2 separate regions of the Homo sapiens genome follow, and region 1 is linked to region 2. The links are chromatin loops, found by intact Hi-C in ENCODE. Cell type or tissue: adrenal gland. All regions are shown on one strand. Links, peaks and the distances in the headings refer to the core of each region. The heading gives the core; the rest is flanking DNA.

Evidence for each region. Hi-C counts contacts between places; a loop is a spot of excess contacts. Peaks named below come from ENCODE experiments on the same cell type or tissue, not always from the same donor. Only the 100,000 strongest peaks of a DNase experiment are listed, where the experiment ranks them.
Region 1: it touches region 2 in a loop (2.1-fold over the local background); 8 of 110 quality-filtered maps call a loop at or near these places.

What each region holds. Positions count from the first base shown.
Region 1 is chr17:19,512,606-19,515,519 of GRCh38, forward strand. No RefSeq gene overlaps it. Among named protein-coding and RNA genes, the nearest start is that of TRW-CCA2-1, 5.9 kb to the left of the region's middle. In adrenal gland, for the core only: CTCF peaks have their summits at 1,470 (motif pointing right) and 1,670; a DNase peak (open chromatin) is centred at 1,316; H3K27ac peaks cover 547 bases.
Region 2 is chr17:19,671,168-19,674,081 of GRCh38, forward strand. ALDH3A2 (aldehyde dehydrogenase 3 family member A2) reads left to right here. Exons shown (of 10, transcript NM_000382.3): 9 at 554-789. Among named protein-coding and RNA genes, the nearest start is that of ALDH3A2, 24 kb to the left of the region's middle. In adrenal gland, for the core only: a CTCF peak has its summit at 1,479 (motif pointing left); a DNase peak (open chromatin) is centred at 873; H3K27ac peaks cover 2,256 bases.

The DNA of each region.
Region 1 (2,914 bases), core at 295-2,794, 160 kb before region 2:
GTTGCAATGAGCCAAGATCAGGCCACTGCACTCCAGCCTGGGCAACAAGAGCAAAACTCCGTCTCAAAATAAATAAATAAATAAAAATAAATAATAATAAAAAAAATAAGATAAAGATCTTAAGACTGACAAAACAATGTCTTTATAGGTACCAAATTCCAATCTGACTCTAGTATAGCATCACATGACAGATAGCAGGCCCCGAAAGAAATCAATGTATTTTATTCCAGAATATATATATATATATATATATATTTTTTTTTTTTTTTTTTTTTTTTTTTTGAGACAGAGTTTCACTCTTATCACCCAGGCTGGAGTGTAATGGTGTGATCTCAGCTCACTGCAACCTCTGCATCCCGGGTTCAAGCAATTCTCCTGCCTCAGCCTCCTGAGTAGCTAGGATTACAGGTGCGTGCCATCATGCCTGGCTAATTTTTGTATCTTTAGTAGAGATGGAGTTTCACCATATTGGCCAGGCTGGTCTTGAACTCCTGACCTCAAGTGATCCACCCGCATAGGCCTCCCAAACTGCTGGGATTACAGGTGTGAGGCACCATGCCCAGCCCCAGAATATATATTTTTTGACATATTTTGAAATGGCCCTGCAAAGCTGTCTCTTGTAGAGGAAATTTGTATCCTGTAGAGAATCCCCCTCCCTTTCCAGGTCTTTTTCCTGGTCCAGGAGAGATTAAGAGTCTGGTACCTTTTCAGGCCTGATAAGAGCTCTAAAGCCCGCTTCCTGGAGGCTTCCTCTGCATGAACAGAAACTTGATCTCCACAACCCCCATTTCCAGACACTCCTTTCTATTGATGCCAGGTTTTTAGATCATAACTTAACTCTTTCAACCAATTGCCAATCAGAAAATCTTGGAATCCACCTATGACCTGGAAGCCTCAATCCACCTCCATCACTCCCAGCTCTCACTCCCCTCTTTGAGTTATCCTGTCTTTCCATACAGAACCAATGTACACCTTAAATATATAGATTGATGTCTGCAAGTTCTCTCCCCCTAAAATGTATAAAATCACACTGTGACCCAACCACCTTGGGCACATATTCTCAGGACCTCATGGGGCTGTGTCACAAGTTGTGATCCTCATATTTGGTTCAGAATAAATCTCTTCCAATATTCTCCAGAATATGGCTCTTTTTGACAGTAGCTCTTCTAGAATTATTAATATTTCCAAGGCTAAGAAACTCATCACTAGATCAGTCAGCAAAAGAAGATTGTGTAAGTTCAGAACTTAGACCAAGAGTGTGTTCCACTGTCACCCAGCTCCAAGACAGGGACCCGTTGATTCTGTGACCTGCATGCTGCGATGGATCATTCAAATGCACAACAGGCTCCTGAGGCCATCACAGGCCGCCTGGCTCTTGTCAGGCCCTCCTGGTGGGGAGATTTTGACCACAGTTAGCAAAGGATAGAGCAAAGGACAGTTTCGCTGTCTAAAAAGCAAAATCTCAGAACACCGGCAGAGGGCGCAAACGGCAAGCCCAGGAATCACAGGGACGTCACTGCGAACATCTTTTTCCTCCAACATAGAACTAATTAACTTTGTGCTTGGGTATTCTCTAAAATAATTTCTGGAAAACCATGTAACCCTTGTACATTTTCTAAGTGGGCATAAAACATTTTCACCATAATTAAAAATAGTTGCGAGGGCTGGCATATCGCAAATAGTAACATTTAAAAATAAAACGATTACATCATTGTTTTAAATATATCCAATGACATATACACAACACAATTTGATACTGTCACCCATTTTTTAAAAATACATGAACAAGTTCTTCCTTAACAGTCAGAATCATTCATCTTTCCTTTTTCTCTTCATATTTCCGTTCCTTCCCCCATCAATTTGTAATATACTTTTATGCTGAAAGTCTTTTATTTACCACTCTACCATGACTCTTGCCACAAAAATACAAATGTAAATTGAAAATTAAAATGTCTCATTTCCTGAGACCTTCAAAGGCTAAGTATTAACAATTTTTCTTTGGGATAGAATTATCACTATTTTAAAAAATATTTTTTGGCTCCCTCAAATCATGGGAACTATAATTAATATCAACACAGCATTGCTACAAACAACACAAATATATTACACATCTTGATAATGTATTATGAGGTTTTGAAGTTGTCAGACTGCCTCTTTGGCACCTGACAAGTGTTTCCACCTTGGAGCAATGTGAGGTACAATGTAGGTGAGAAGGTGTCTTTCTTTAGTGACAAATACACTGAGAAGAGAAAGGAGAAGGCAGTTTTAACCAGAAACTTGGGAATCTGGAACAGTAGTTGCTTTTTTTTTTTCTTTGAGATGGAGTCTCACTCTGTCGCCCAGGCTGGAGTGCAATGGCATGGTGGCATGATCTCGGCTCACTGCAGCCTCTGCCTGCTGGGTTCAAGCAATTCTTCTGCCCCAGCCTCTCGAGTAGCTGGAATTACAGGCACCTGCCATCGTGCGCAGATAATTTTTGTATTTTTGTAGAGACAGGGTTTCACCATGTTGGCCAGGCTGGTCTTGAACTCCTGACCTCAGGTGATCCACCTGCCTCTGCCTCCCAAAGTGCTGGGATTACAGTCATGAGCCTTAAAACTTTCCTTGTCACACACAGTATTCCCTTGTCACATACAGTATTGACTACTCCAGTTTGAAGATGCGGTCAAAACCTGCTATGGAGAGACTGGGAAAGCTGACCGAGCCAGTGGCCCACTGGAGGGACCACAGCAGAGCAGACGGAGCAATAACATTCCAGATGCTGGGGGAGGAGCACACCCCAAGGTCTTTGCATGGCCCCGGAGTGCTGGGCCAGATGTCACTCAGCCAAGTCAACCCAAAGGAAGCCTGGAGACCGAGTCACAGGTAGAATCTGTGCAAAGGGAGGAGTAGACATTTTAAAAAAGAAAAAGAA
Region 2 (2,914 bases), core at 250-2,749:
CAACCTTGTTGCCCTGTCTTACTTTCCACAGGCTTTGAGAAAGCAAGTGGGTGTGTGGGGCCATGGATGAATGAAGCCACATGGGATGGTGGGAAGAGAGCACATATAGCATTTAGAGTCTGATCCAGGTTCGGGTTCTGGCTTTGCCACTTAGCAGCCGTGTGACCCTGGGCAGGTTAACTGACCCTGTAAGCTCCCTTTCCCTCTCTGGAAATGAGGCTGCTGATAATTCACCAAGTGGGATTGTGGTGAGAATTATCTTAAGAGAATGATTTAACTCTTAGCACAGTCCCTGGCATAAATGAGAGCCACAGCTCTAGAAGAGGTGCAAGTCCTTGTCTTGCTCATGGAAAGCATCCTGTTTGACAGGGAAATTGACTTTTCCAGGGAAGTTGGTAAGGACTTCCTGAAAAGAGATACTTCAGCTGGCAGAGATGTTCAGTGGGGTTCCCAGGCAGCAGGGAGTGCATGTGAGCTTTCCCGGTCGTTGTTAGACAGAAGTAGCTTGCATCATCTACAGTGAAGCTTGTTTTGTCTGTTCCCTTTATTTCAGGTTCCAGTGGGATGGGAGCTTATCACGGAAAACATAGTTTTGATACTTTTTCTCATCAGCGTCCCTGTTTATTAAAAAGTTTAAAGAGAGAAGGTGCTAACAAACTCAGATATCCTCCCAACAGCCAGTCAAAGGTGGATTGGGGAAAATTTTTTCTCTTGAAACGGTTCAACAAAGAAAAACTCGGTCTCCTGTTGCTCACTTTCCTGGGTATTGTAGCCGCTGTGCTTGTCAAGGTGAGTCCCTATAACCCATGAGTGCCATTCAGTCTGGTCCTGGCCTGATGGCTGCCAGATGCATATTCTAGCAGGACTCTACATTAACTTGTAGAGTCTAAGACAGGGTCAGTGAACCACAGCCTGCTGGCCAGCTACCCGTTTTTGTCACTGAAGTTATTGGAACACAGCCACACCCACTTGTTTAATCATCCACAGCTGCTTTCATGGGACAGTGACAGAGCTGAGTAGTTGCAACAGAGGCTGAATGGCCCTCAGAGCCTAAATTATTACAGAAAAGTTTGCTGATCTCTGGTCTAAGAGATTAAAACAGCGTAGAACTTGATTGCAGAATTCTGAGCTGTCTGATCAAAGGGTTAGCCCTTTGATCCTTTTGGTATTGGACTTTCCTTGTCACTTACAGCTTTGTTCTTGAATGTGCATGAAATCAGCTTACCACAGAGGTGAAGGCAAGAACTCTGGTACAACAGCTTTGGTGAGGGATATTTTATTAGGCTTGAGTTTTTTTCCTCCAAAGTTCACTACCTGATAAAGTTTATCTTTGGTGATTAGTCATTATAGGGATGGGCTTGCAAAGAGGCCCTCATGATAGCTGCCTTCTCAAAGCAGTTTGCGTATTTTGAGATGAAAGAGGAAATCCGTAATTAAAGTTAAGATGGAATGAGGAAGGCAATTGTGTCTGTGGTGCCCTCAGCCGTTCAACTGAGGATATAACATTGAAAATATTGACCATATCAGTGAAGAATGGGCTTGGAAAAGGCAATGGTAATAGTTGTGTTTATGTTTTGTTTAAAATTTGAAAGGGGGCCGGCGCAGTGGCTCACACCTGTAATCCTAGCACTTCGGGAGGCTGAGGCAGGGGAATCACGAGGTCAGGAGTTCAAGACCAGCCTGACCAATATGGTGAAACCCTGTCTCTACTAAAAATACAAAAATTAGCCAGGCATGGTGGCACGCACCTGTAGTCCCAGCTACTCGGGAGGCTGAGGGAGGAGAATCACTTGAACCCGGGAGGTGGAGGTTGCAGTGAGCCAAGATCATGCCACTGCACTCCAGCCTGGGCAATAGAGCGAGACTCCATCTCAACAACAACAACAACAAAAATTTGAAAGGGGTTTGGCTCATCTTACAGTATCCCAGCCTTAGTGGAATTGGAGATACCAGTTGCATTTGAAATCATTTGGGTTTTCTCAGAAATACCAAGCTGTGCTGAGGAGAAAGGCCCTGTTGATTTTTCTGGTAGTTCACAGACTGCGTTGGTCCAGTAAGCAGAGATGAACACCAGATTTCAAAACCCAGCCCTGTCTGTTAAGAGTGAGGTAGGAACTTTTTGTTTTCTTTCTATATGTAAGGTGGGCCAAGTTGGGGTATGTTTTCAAGGGTTTTTTGGTTTGTTTTTGTTTTTGTTTTTGTTTTTGTTTTTATTTTTGTTTTTTTTTTGCTACAGTTGGAGGCTTAAGGGTTATTGAAAAAAGAATGGGCCGGGCGCAGTGGCTCACGCCTGTAATCCTAGCACTTTGGGAGGCCAAGGCAGGTGGATTGCCTGAGTTCCGGAGTTCGAGAACAGCCTGGCCAACATGGTGAAACCCCATCTCTACTAAAAATACAAACGTTAGCTGGGTGTGGTGGTACGTGACTGTAGTCCCAGCTACTAGGGAGGCTGAGGCAGGAGAATTGCTTTAACCCGGGAGGCAGAGGTTGCAGTGAGCCAAGATTGTGCCACTGCACTCCACCCTGGGTGACAGAGCAAGACTCCGTCTCCAAAAAAAAAGAAAGAAAAAAGAATGTTTAACTTACTTATCTCTAGACATTTTGGACCTGGGCCCAGAGTATCAGGGTGTTAAAACTCCACTTATCCACAATTTTAAAAGGGTGAAGTGACTTGCTAGGAATCTAAGAGAAGTGTGCAGAGGCAATGGCTTAGCTGCGTCCAGGTGAAGCATACATCATTTCTTGGAAAAGGGCAGCTGAGTGTGAGCCTCATTTCTCTTCCCCTTCTACTCAGCTCTCCTGGGGGAGGTGCCAGCTGACTAATTCAGACTTGTCACCATCTAGGCACTGAACTCTTTATGTCATAATTTAAGAATATGTTTTTTAAATCACTAAGTAGTTTTGATTTGTTTTC